Regions from separate parts of the Homo sapiens genome. Here region 1 is linked to region 2. Evidence: read pairs that join two places in POLR2A ChIA-PET (ENCODE). Cell type or tissue: B cell. All regions are shown on one strand. Region 1 overlaps VAV1 (vav guanine nucleotide exchange factor 1). Region 2 overlaps KANK3 (KN motif and ankyrin repeat domains 3).

Region 1 (5,000 bases), 1.5 Mb before region 2:
AGATGTGACAGATAGTTTGGATGTAGAATCTGAATAATCTATTGATTGACTGGAAATGGAGGATTCAATGAATCCTCCATTTCCAGCCAGGTGCAGTGGCTCATGCCTGTAATACCAGCACTTTGGGAAGCCAAGACAAGCTAATTGTTTGAGGCCAGGAGTTCAAAACCAGCCTGGACAATGTAACAAGACCCTGTATCTACAAAAAATAAAAATAAAAATAACGTTATCTGGGCATGGTGGTGCATGCCTGTAGTCCCAACACTCAGGAGGTTGAGGCAAGAGGATCAATTGAACCCAAAAGGTGGAGGCTGCAGTGAGCTATGATTGTGCCACTTCACTCCAGTCTGGGTGACAGAGCAAGACCTCATCTCTACAAATAAAAAGTTAGCCAGGTGTGGTGGTGCATGCCCATAGTCCCAGCTGCTCAGGAGGCTGAGGCAGGAAGATTGCTTGAGCCCAATTTCAAGGCTGCAGATTGCACTACTGCACTTCAGCCTGGGCAACAGAGTGAGACCCTGTCTCTAAAGAAATAAAAATAAAAATAAACCCGACTTTCAAAACACTTAGATTCGTTCCTGGCTTGTAGACGATCACCTATGAAATTACTCTAACTTGGCCGGGCACAGTGGTTCATGCCTTTAATCCCAGCACTTTGAGAGGCAGAGGTGGGTGGATCCCCTGAGGTCAGGAGTTCGAGACCAGCCTGGCCTACATGGTGAAACCCTGCCTCTACTAAAAATACAAAAAATTAGCCAGGCGTGGTGGCGGGCGCCTGTAATCGCAGCTACTCAGGAGGCTGAGGCTGGAGAATTGCTTGAACCCAGGAGGCGGAGGTTGCAGTGAGCTGAGATCACGTCATTGCACTCTGGCCTGGGCGACAAGAGTGAAACGTTATCTCAAAAAAAAAAAATTACTCTAAGTTGATTCTGAAGGATTGGGGAGTGTTGAAAATCATCTTGGGTTCCTAAGACAAATTGCTGGGTGGTAATGGCACCATTGTTAGATGAAGAGGCTGGAGGGAGAGCAAGTTTGAACTGGCAATGATGTCAATCTTGGACCTGTTAAGTTTGAGGTGCCCATTGTTGAAAGAATGAACCTGTTTCCCCAGCTGTAAGCAAAGAAATGGATTGCAATGAAAAGGCATGCTTTCAACTGTTGTTCCAAAACCTTTGTCCTCATCTGGAACGGAGGTACAGACTGTCTCTTAGTTACTGTGTTATTCATTTCTATTTATTTATTTATTTTTGAGATGGCGTCTTGCTCTGTTGCCCAGGCTGGAGTGCAGTGGCACGATCTCAGCTCACTGCAGCCTCCGCCTTCCAGGTTCAAGTGATCCTCCTGCCTCAGCTTCTCAAGTAGCTGGGATTACAGGCATGCACCACCATGCCCGGCTAATTTTTGTATTTTTAGTAGAGACAGCATTTCACCATGTCGGCCAGGCTGGTCTCGAACTCCTGACTTCAAGTGATCCACCCTCTTCGGCCTCCCATAGTGCTGGGATTATAAGCATCAGCCTCCACACCCAGCCTCATTTATTTATTCAATAAATTGTATTGGGCACTATTGCATGCCACCATGTGGTGTTCAGGATTCAGAGGTGACTCAACCCTGGGTCCTGACTTCATCTGGAGAGAGCCCAGCACAGGCGTCTTCGTTGTCAGGCCTGGGTTGAGGAGGGACATCATGTTAAGGGAGGCTGCAGTTGGGGGAGAATGAGGACTCTGCTTGGCTGAAGACATTGGGGAAGGTTTCCTGGAAGAAGAGATATTGGAGATGGGCCTTGAAGGATGAGTAGGAGTTCACCAGGCAAATAGGAGAGGAACTTTTAGCCCAGACAGCAGTCCTTTATTCATCTCCCTGCATATAATTACTGTAAGAATCGGCAAGAGAAGCTGGAATGGAGATCCATGAGGTCTCTGAGGATCAGACAGACACATCACAGCTAACTCTGGCCCAAAGGGTACTTCATTAGGATAACACCAGCTACTGTAACAAACAAGACATTTCAGTGACTTCACATGGTAAAAATTGATTTCTTGTACACAAAACAGTACAATGCATGTGCTTCTAGTTCCAGGTCGGGGGGCTTTTCCCCGCAGATAATTCAGGGACCCAGGCTACTTTCATTTGCAGTTTTGCCATCCCTTAGAGTCTCAGCCTGCAGAAAATAGGGAGAGAGGAGGTATGGAGAAGTAATTTCTCCTTAAATACAGTGCCCTGAAAGTGATGCTTATGACAAATGCTCCTATTCTATTGGCCAGAAGCAGTCACATGACTGCATCCACATGCAAGGAGAGATGGGAAATGCAGTCCTTAGCTGGGCAGCCATTTTCCAGCAGCAATTCCATATTATGGAAGAGAAAACACGAATATTGGTGGATCTTTAGTGGCCTCTGCCCGAGGTAGACAGCAGGAATAGAACTAAGGGCTTGGAGGCAGTAACACTCAGTTTGATTTGTGCTCTTGAGTAAACCCTTCTTCTCACTCTTTGGGTTTCTCTCTCTGAGTGATGAGTGAAGATTGGAAGCTGATTAATATCTGAGGTATTTTCCAGTTTCAAAAATTGACCGGGTGCAGTGGTTCACACCTGTGATCCCAGCACTTTGGGAGGCCAAGGCAGGCAGATTACTTGAGGTAAGGAGTTCAAGACCAGCCTGGCCAACATGGTGAAACCCTGTCTCTACTAAAAAGAAAATACAAAAATTAGCAGGGCATGGTGGTGGGCGCCTGTAATCCCAGCTGTTCGAGAGGCTGAGGCACTTGAACCTGGGAGGTGGAGGTTGCAGTGAGCCAAGATCACGCCACTGCACTCCAGCCTGGATGACAGAGGGAGACTCTATCTCAAAACAAAAACAGAAACAAAGACAACCCAAAATACAAAAATTGATGGGTTGGTGAATGCTCTTGGTTTCCCAGCTGGAGCTAAGATGATGATGGTGGTGATGCTCATGGTCATGAATACTATTGTGGTAATGATGGTGGTGATGATTATAATGGTAACGATGATGGTGATGGTGGTGATAATGATGATGATGATGATGATGATAAGAATGGTGATGAGGAGAATGGTGATGGTGGTGATGATGATATTACTATCATAATGATAATGATAATTTCCAGAACTTGAAACGTCCAGCCCTTTTTATGCATCATATAACTGAATTACAACAACATGACACAGTAGGCATAAACCCTTCATGTTGGTTCATTTGCCTTTATCCTTGTTACCTATTTATTGCTAAGTAACAAATTATCCCCAAACTTAATTGTATAAAACAACCATTTATTATGCTTATGGATTATTTGGGTCAAGAATTCTGAAATAGCTCATCTAGGCAGTTCCCCTTTAGGGTTTCTAATGAGGTTGCACACAGATGTCGGCTGGGGCTGCAGTCATCTAAAGGCCTTAGCTGGAGGGTCTACTTCCTGAGTGGCTGGGCCACATAGAGCTTCAGCTCCTCTCCACCTGGGGCTCCCCACAGGACTGATTGAGTGGCCTCACAACATGGTCGCCGGTGAGTGGTCCAAGAGACCAAAATGGAGCTTCGATATGTTTCATTATTTAGTCTTGAGAACTCACATCTTGTTTCTTCCACCCTGTTCTTTTAGTGACACATGGCCAGTCTTGGTTCAATGTGGGAGGGGATTACAAAAAGGCATCTTAACTTATGTATGAATACTAGGAGCTATGGACCATTGGGGGCCATCCTGGAGGCTGGCTACTACAAACACATTGTCTTAATTACTGTAGATTTATGGTGTCTTAATATTTGGTAGGACTCATACCCTTTATTTTCCCTCTGTAGGAGTATATTGGCTACTCATGGCTGAGGTTTTCTATACAAATCTTAGGATTTGTATGTCAAGTTCAATGAAAAGCCATTCTGGGGTTTTTAATTGAAATTGGATTAAATCTATAGCTCAATTTTGGAGAGAATTGAAGATTTTAAAACTTGAGTCTTGGGGCTGGGTGCGGTGGCTCATACCTGTAATCTCAGCACTTTGAGAGCCTGTGGTGGGAGAGTCACTTGAGGCCAGGAGTTGAAGACCAGCCTGTGTGACATAGTGACATCCTGTCTCTATAAAAAATCTTTAAAAAAAAATTAGCCAGGTATGATGGCATATGCTTGTAGTCCCAGCTACTTGGGAGACTGACGCAGGAGGATCTTTTGAGCCCAAGAGGTCAAGGTTACAGTGAACTATGATCGTGCCACTCCACTCCGGCCTGGGTGACAGAGTGATACCCTGTCTCTAAAAATAAATCAATGAATGAATAAATAAAATAAAACAAAACACTGAGTCTTGCTAGAAAGGAACTGGTATATATTCTATTTTGTTTAGGTCACTAGCTTTATGCAGTTTTGTTTCACATCTTCTAGGCTATGGTCAATAGTATCCTTTTAAAATCAAAGTCTGATTTCCCTATGTGAAAAGCTAAATTCTTCATTTTATCATTCAATCAGTTCTAGCAACTGTGGACACTTGTGCAATCCACACCCTTATCAAAACAGAACATTTCCATCACTTGTGGCCTCTCTGAGTCAATCTCTACCTTCCCTCTTGCTCCGGAAGCAACCACTGATTTGATTTCTATCATCATAGGTTAGTTTTGCTTACTGTAGGATTTCACAATTTTTTTTTTAATTTGTGAGTTATTTTTGCTTATGTACTGACACTTAGTACACTTTGTATACTGGTTTTGTATTCAGCCACACTGCCAAATAATTTTATTAATTTCAGCTATTTATCTATATATTCTTTGGGAATTTCTATGTTGATGATTGCTTCTTCTGCAAAAATGACTTTCTTTCTTTCTTTCTTTTCTTTCTCTCCTTCCTTCCTTCCTTCCTTCCTTCCTTCCTTCCTTTCTTTCTTTCTTTCTTTCTTTCTTTCTTTCTTTCTTTCTTTCTTTCTTTCTTTCTTTCCTTTTTCCCTCTGTCTTGTCTTGCAGTACAGGCTGAGATCTTCAATACAATGTTGAATAGAAATGGTGATAG
Region 2 (5,000 bases):
CGCCAGGTTCACCACGTGCGCCAGCAGTTCGGGTCCCAGGCGCCTCACCCCTTCCAGCATCCTGGCCACGGGCTCCGCCTGAGAGCGCCGCTGGCTGGACACTCGAAACCACTCCTGGGCCACGAGGCGCACTGCGCCCTGCAAGGGACAGGGGCCAAGATAACATCGGCGATGGTCCACGGCGGCGCCGTGGTGGGGGAGCTGGGGAGGGGCGGGACTGGGAAGAGACCCATTTGGCGTTTCCAGGCAAGTAAGGAAGGTCACTCCTCGTCCAGGTGGGGAGCCATGCGAACCCAGATGGAGGGCTGGGGCCACACCCCTATCGGAGGGCAAACACGGGGGAAGGGGGTCCTTTCCTTCCAGGGAAGAATTTGCGGGAGAACATGGAACGGGGAAAGGCAATGAACGCTTGCCCTTGGGGAGTCCGGGAGTGGGGCTGGGGCCGGGCCTTTTTGGGGAAACCAAGGAAAGATCGGCGCTGTCCTGGGAAGGAGATCCCTTCGGAGAGCCTGGGGTCAGGCGAGGTGCCTGGCGGGAAGGGATGGAACCCGGTGTGCTCCCCTAAGTGGGCGTCAGAGGTCCTTGGAGGCTCCCACGCCACTCCCTGGTGCTGCGCTCCCGGGGCACTCACGCCGTCGCTGGCTACTCCGCGGGGCCGGCTCAGCTGCCGCTGCAGCGCTACGCACGCCTCCCTCAGACGCGGGCTCAGCTCGCACCTGCAGAGGAGGCCAGGAGAGACTCAGGATGGATCGGGGACAGCGCCGACCAGGAGGAGGGCAGCCGCCTCCTCTCCAAACAACTAGCGAGCGCCGCTCACCTCCCCTGTGCCACCTGCTGAGGCTCTGCCTCCGCCTCGGGCTCAGGGTCCCGGATGTCCCCGCCGCTGGGAGGGCCAGGGGTGCCCGAGTCGGATCCCCCGCCGCTGTCATCCCCGGAGCCCGAGGAGCTACCCGGGGGCTCGGCGCCACCGTTCTCGCTGTCGCCATCGCTGTCGCTGGCGTCCTCGCTGGAGGAGCTCTCGTACCTGGGGGCAGGGTGGGAGGTGTCTGCTAAACCTCCCCTGTGGGCTCGTTCTGGAGTCCTGCGATGTGGGTGTGGCCGTTCCCATTTAACGATGAGGAAACTGAGGATTGCCCAGACCACGCTGCCAGTAGAGGGGCAGAGCTGGGGTTCCAACCCCAGTCTATGTCCCGGCAGAAGCTGCCACAGGAGGGGAAAGGCGCTCACTCTCCGTTGAGGACCCCAACAAACTGCAGGCTCTTGGGTCCGGAGCTGGGTTGGGCACCAGGTGTGCCGTCTCTCTTCTTCATGATGGATTTGAGGATGCCTGGCGGGGATGAGATGAGGGCACTGAGTTCGAGTCCGGCGCCGAGTAAGCCAGGGCCCAGCGACGGGGTCGGGACTCACCCGCGGGCGCCACGGCCCTGTCTCCGTCCATGGATCCGGGCGAGCTCTCCTGAGTCAAGGAGGGCGCCTCTGCCGGGGACTCGGTCTGCGCGGCCTTTTCGGCACAGCTCCACGGGGTCTGGGTGGTGGCCTCGCGTAGCTGGGCCCGGGCCCCCGCCGCTGCCTCCTCCGCAGCCTCGCGGGCTTCCTCCAGCTCCCGCAACCGGCCCCGCAGAAGCTCACTCACCCCGCGCTGGTGCTCCAGACTGGCGCGCAGCAGCTCTAGCTCGCGCTCGGCGGCCGCAGGCAGCCCCAGCAGCGCCTCGGTCACCCACGCGTCCGCCTCCACGGTCTCGGGGGCAGCCTCCACGCCGGCCTCCCGGGTCTCCGGCACGGCCTGGGCACCCGCTTCTCGGGTCTCGGGCACGGCCTCGGCGGCCACCTCCCGGGTCTGGGGCGTCCCATCGAGACTCCCGACCTCCCCGTCGAGGACCTGGAGCGCGCCCTCGCTGCGCCCTGCAGCCAGGCCGTCTGGGCTGTCAGCCCGGGGGCTGGCCCTGGCACGGCCGCCGCGCTCGGAGGTGGCCAGGCGCTCGGTGAGCCGCCGCAGCTGGGCGAGCTTGTCCGGGCGCGTCTCAGCCTCCCCGTCCGGCTCGGGCTGCGCGCGCCCGGCCAGCAGCCGCGCCTTCTCGGCGCGCAGCGCGCGCACCTGCTCCTGCAGCTCGGGCAGCGTTCGCGCCTGGTCCTCGAGCTCGCGCAGGCGCCGCAGCGCCGCGGCCATCTGCTCGCGCACCAGCTGCAGTTGGGCAGGGCCGGGCGAAGCAGGGGCAAGGTTAGGGGCGGGGCTGCTGCGGCCGGACCCGCGTGGGCTGCGCGGGACCCCGCGGCCGGGGCTGGGCGCGCGCTCGTGTGTCTGCGCCAGCTCCAGCCGCCGGCTGGTCTCCCGGAGCGTGTGCTCGACGCGCGGGTTGCGCACGGGCGCGCGCGGCGACAGCGGCTGCATCAGGAGCCCCGAGGGCGCGCCCTGGGAGAGTATGCCCGGTGCTCCACCGTCGTCACTGGCCAGGGACTCGCTGGATGTCCAGGCGCCTGGGCTACGTGCGCCCGCGAGGCCGGGCCGGGGCGCGCGGGGACGGCGCGAGGTCGGGGGTCCCGGGGCGCGGCGGGCAGCGGGGCCACGCTCCAGCTCCTCTATGTACTTGAGGAAGTCCAGGTCCAGGTGGAAGCCGTAGGGCGTCTCCACCGAGTAGGGCGAGCTCGGGCTGCGTGCGCCCCCGGCGGCGGGGACCGGGCACAGGCGGGGGCCGCCCAGGTCTGGAGGCACGACGGGGGCACGGGGAGGGCGCATCAGAACGGGGAAACCCGGGAGATACTAAACAAACCGAGCGTGTCCCCCACCCATGCCCACGCTTCACACCTATCTGTACCCAAGTATTAACTCAATCGCTTGTTTAATGAGCACCTACTCTGTGCTAAGCAAGTTTCTAGGCCCGGGGGACACAGCAGTGAGCAAGACAAACATCCCTGTCCTCCTGTAGAAAGCAGATAAGCATCCTTCCAAACGATGCCTACGGCAATGGTAATAATAACAGGGAATAAACGGAGGAGGCCCGATTTAGCGTTTGGTTGCCAGGGAAGCTTTCCTGTGAGGGGACTTTCCTGTGGAGTGGAGCCCTGGCCCGGCGTGTGGTTCGCGCCTGTAGTCGCAGCATTTTGGGAGGCCGGCACAGGCGGATCACCTGAGGTCAGGAGTTCCAGACCAGCCTGGCCAACATGGTGAAACCCAGTATCTGCTAAAAATACGAAAATTAGCTGGGCGGTAGTGGCGCGCGCCTGTAATCCCAGCTACTCCGGAAGCTGAGGCAGGAGAATCACTTGATCCTGGTAGGCGGAGTTTGAGGTGAGCCGAGATCGCACCAATGCACTCCAGCCTGGGCGACAGAAGAGAACCTCTCAAAAAAAAAAAAAAGTAGCCCTGGCCGGGCGCAGTGGCTCACGCCTCTATCTCAACACTTTGGGAGGCCGAGGCGGGTGGATCGCTAGAGCTTAGGAGTTCGAGACAAACCTGGGCAACAAAGTGAGACCCCATCTCCAAAAATATATATATACACATATACATATATATACATAGCTGTGCATAATGGTGAGCTACTCAGGAGGCTGAGGTGGGAGGATCACTTGAGCCTGGGAGGCAGAGGTTGCAGTGAGCCGAGATTGCACCACTGCACTCCAGACTGGGTGACAGAGTGAGACCCTGTCTCAAAAAAAAAAAAAAAAAGGTTGGCGAGGGGAAGCCCTGCACGATGAGGAGGAAGCAGCTGGGAAAAGGTTTCTAGAAGAAAACAGCCCATGGAAATACCCTGGGGTAGGAGGGAGGAGGGTCAGCTGGAGTCACAGCGAGATGGAGACCAGGGTGTCCCGAGCAGAGTAAAGAAGGCAGGGGGAAGAGGAATGGACGCACAAGGGCCACACTTCCCTGGTTTGAGGGCTACCTGGGGTGGCAGGGGGTATAGTCCACTTGCGATTAGTGCCATAGGTGGGGTGTTTTTTGTTTTGTTTTTTTCTTTTTTTTGAGACGGAGTCTTGCTCTGTTGCCCAGACTGGAGTGCTGTAGTGCGATCTTGGCTCATTGCAGCCTCTGCCTCCCAGGTTCCAGCAATTCTCCTGCCTCAGCCTCCTGAGTAGCTGGGACTACAGGCACGCGCCACCATGCCTGGCTAATTTTTTTTTTTTTTTTTTTTTTGAGACGCAGTCTCGCTCTGTCGCCCAGGCTGGAGTGCAGTGGCACAATCTCTGCTCACTGCAAGCTCCGCCTCCCGGGTTCAAGCCATTCTCCTGCCTCAGCCTCCCGAGTAGCTGGGACTACAGGGGCACCACCATGCCCGGCTAATTTTTTGTATTTTTAGTAGAGATGGGATTTCACCGTGTTAGCCAGGATGGTCTTGACCTCCTGACCTTGTGATCTGCCCGCCTCGGCCTCCCAAAGTGCTGGGATTACAGGCATGAGTCACCACACCGAGCCGTGCCTGGCTAATTTTTGTATTTTTAGTAGAGACAGGGTTTCACCATGTTGCCCAGGCTGGTCTCAAACTCCTGATCTCAAGTGATCCGCCCACCGTGGCCTCCCAAAGTGCTGGGATTACAGGCATGAGCCACCGCACCCGGCCATGATTGATGCCATAGGTGGTTTAAAGCAGGCTCATGACATTGGAGAGGACTGCACTCTAGGGCTGTAGGCTGCGTCCACACACAAGGGCATCAAGCGTTTCTCTGTGCATGCGCACACACACACACATCTCTCTTTTTGCACACTCACCGGGCAGGTTCTGATTCAGGGCAAACTTGGCCATGTTTCCTGCAGCAGCTGTCAGAGGCACCCTGCAAAAGGGGTGAAGGTGGGGCTGGGCGCTGTCCCTCTGGCTGGAGCCTCTGGGGCCTGCCTTTGAGTCTAAGCAAACAGGACCCAAGAGCTCTCCTCCACCCAGCCACCTCCCTCCACACATGGCCTCTCCTTCCTCTTCCCTAAAGAAACCTTGAAACTTTTTTTTTTTTTTTTTTTTTGGGACAGAGTCTCGCTCTGTCACCCAGGCTGGAGTGCAATGCCACAATCTCGG

The links. ChIA-PET counts read pairs that join two places held together with the same protein. Peaks named below come from ENCODE experiments on the same cell type or tissue, not always from the same donor. Only the 100,000 strongest peaks of a DNase experiment are listed, where the experiment ranks them.
Region 1: POLR2A ChIA-PET joins it to region 2 with 5 read pairs; 1 of 35 experiments calls an interaction of 5 or more read pairs at or near these places.

What each region holds. Positions count from the first base shown.
Region 1 is chr19:6,809,805-6,814,804 of GRCh38, forward strand. All of the region lies in intron 1 of VAV1 (vav guanine nucleotide exchange factor 1), which reads left to right. Among named protein-coding and RNA genes, the nearest start is that of VAV1, 40 kb to the left of the region's middle. In B cell, a CTCF peak has its summit at 4,762; a DNase peak (open chromatin) is centred at 2,257; H3K27ac peaks cover 3,157 bases.
Region 2 is chr19:8,333,093-8,338,092 of GRCh38, forward strand. KANK3 (KN motif and ankyrin repeat domains 3) reads right to left here. Exons shown (of 11, transcript NM_198471.3): 2 at 4,703-4,764; 3 at 1,408-2,700; 4 at 1,228-1,327; 5 at 818-1,024; 6 at 632-716; 7 at 1-138. The coding sequence starts at 4,736. Among named protein-coding and RNA genes, the nearest start is that of KANK3, 7.7 kb to the right of the region's middle. RefSeq lists silencers at 1,916-2,015, 2,176-2,365, 2,396-2,445, 2,546-2,805. In B cell, a CTCF peak has its summit at 2,614; DNase peaks (open chromatin) are centred at 1,359, 2,349, 2,419 and 2,509; H3K4me3 peaks cover 697 bases; H3K27me3 peaks cover 3,276 bases.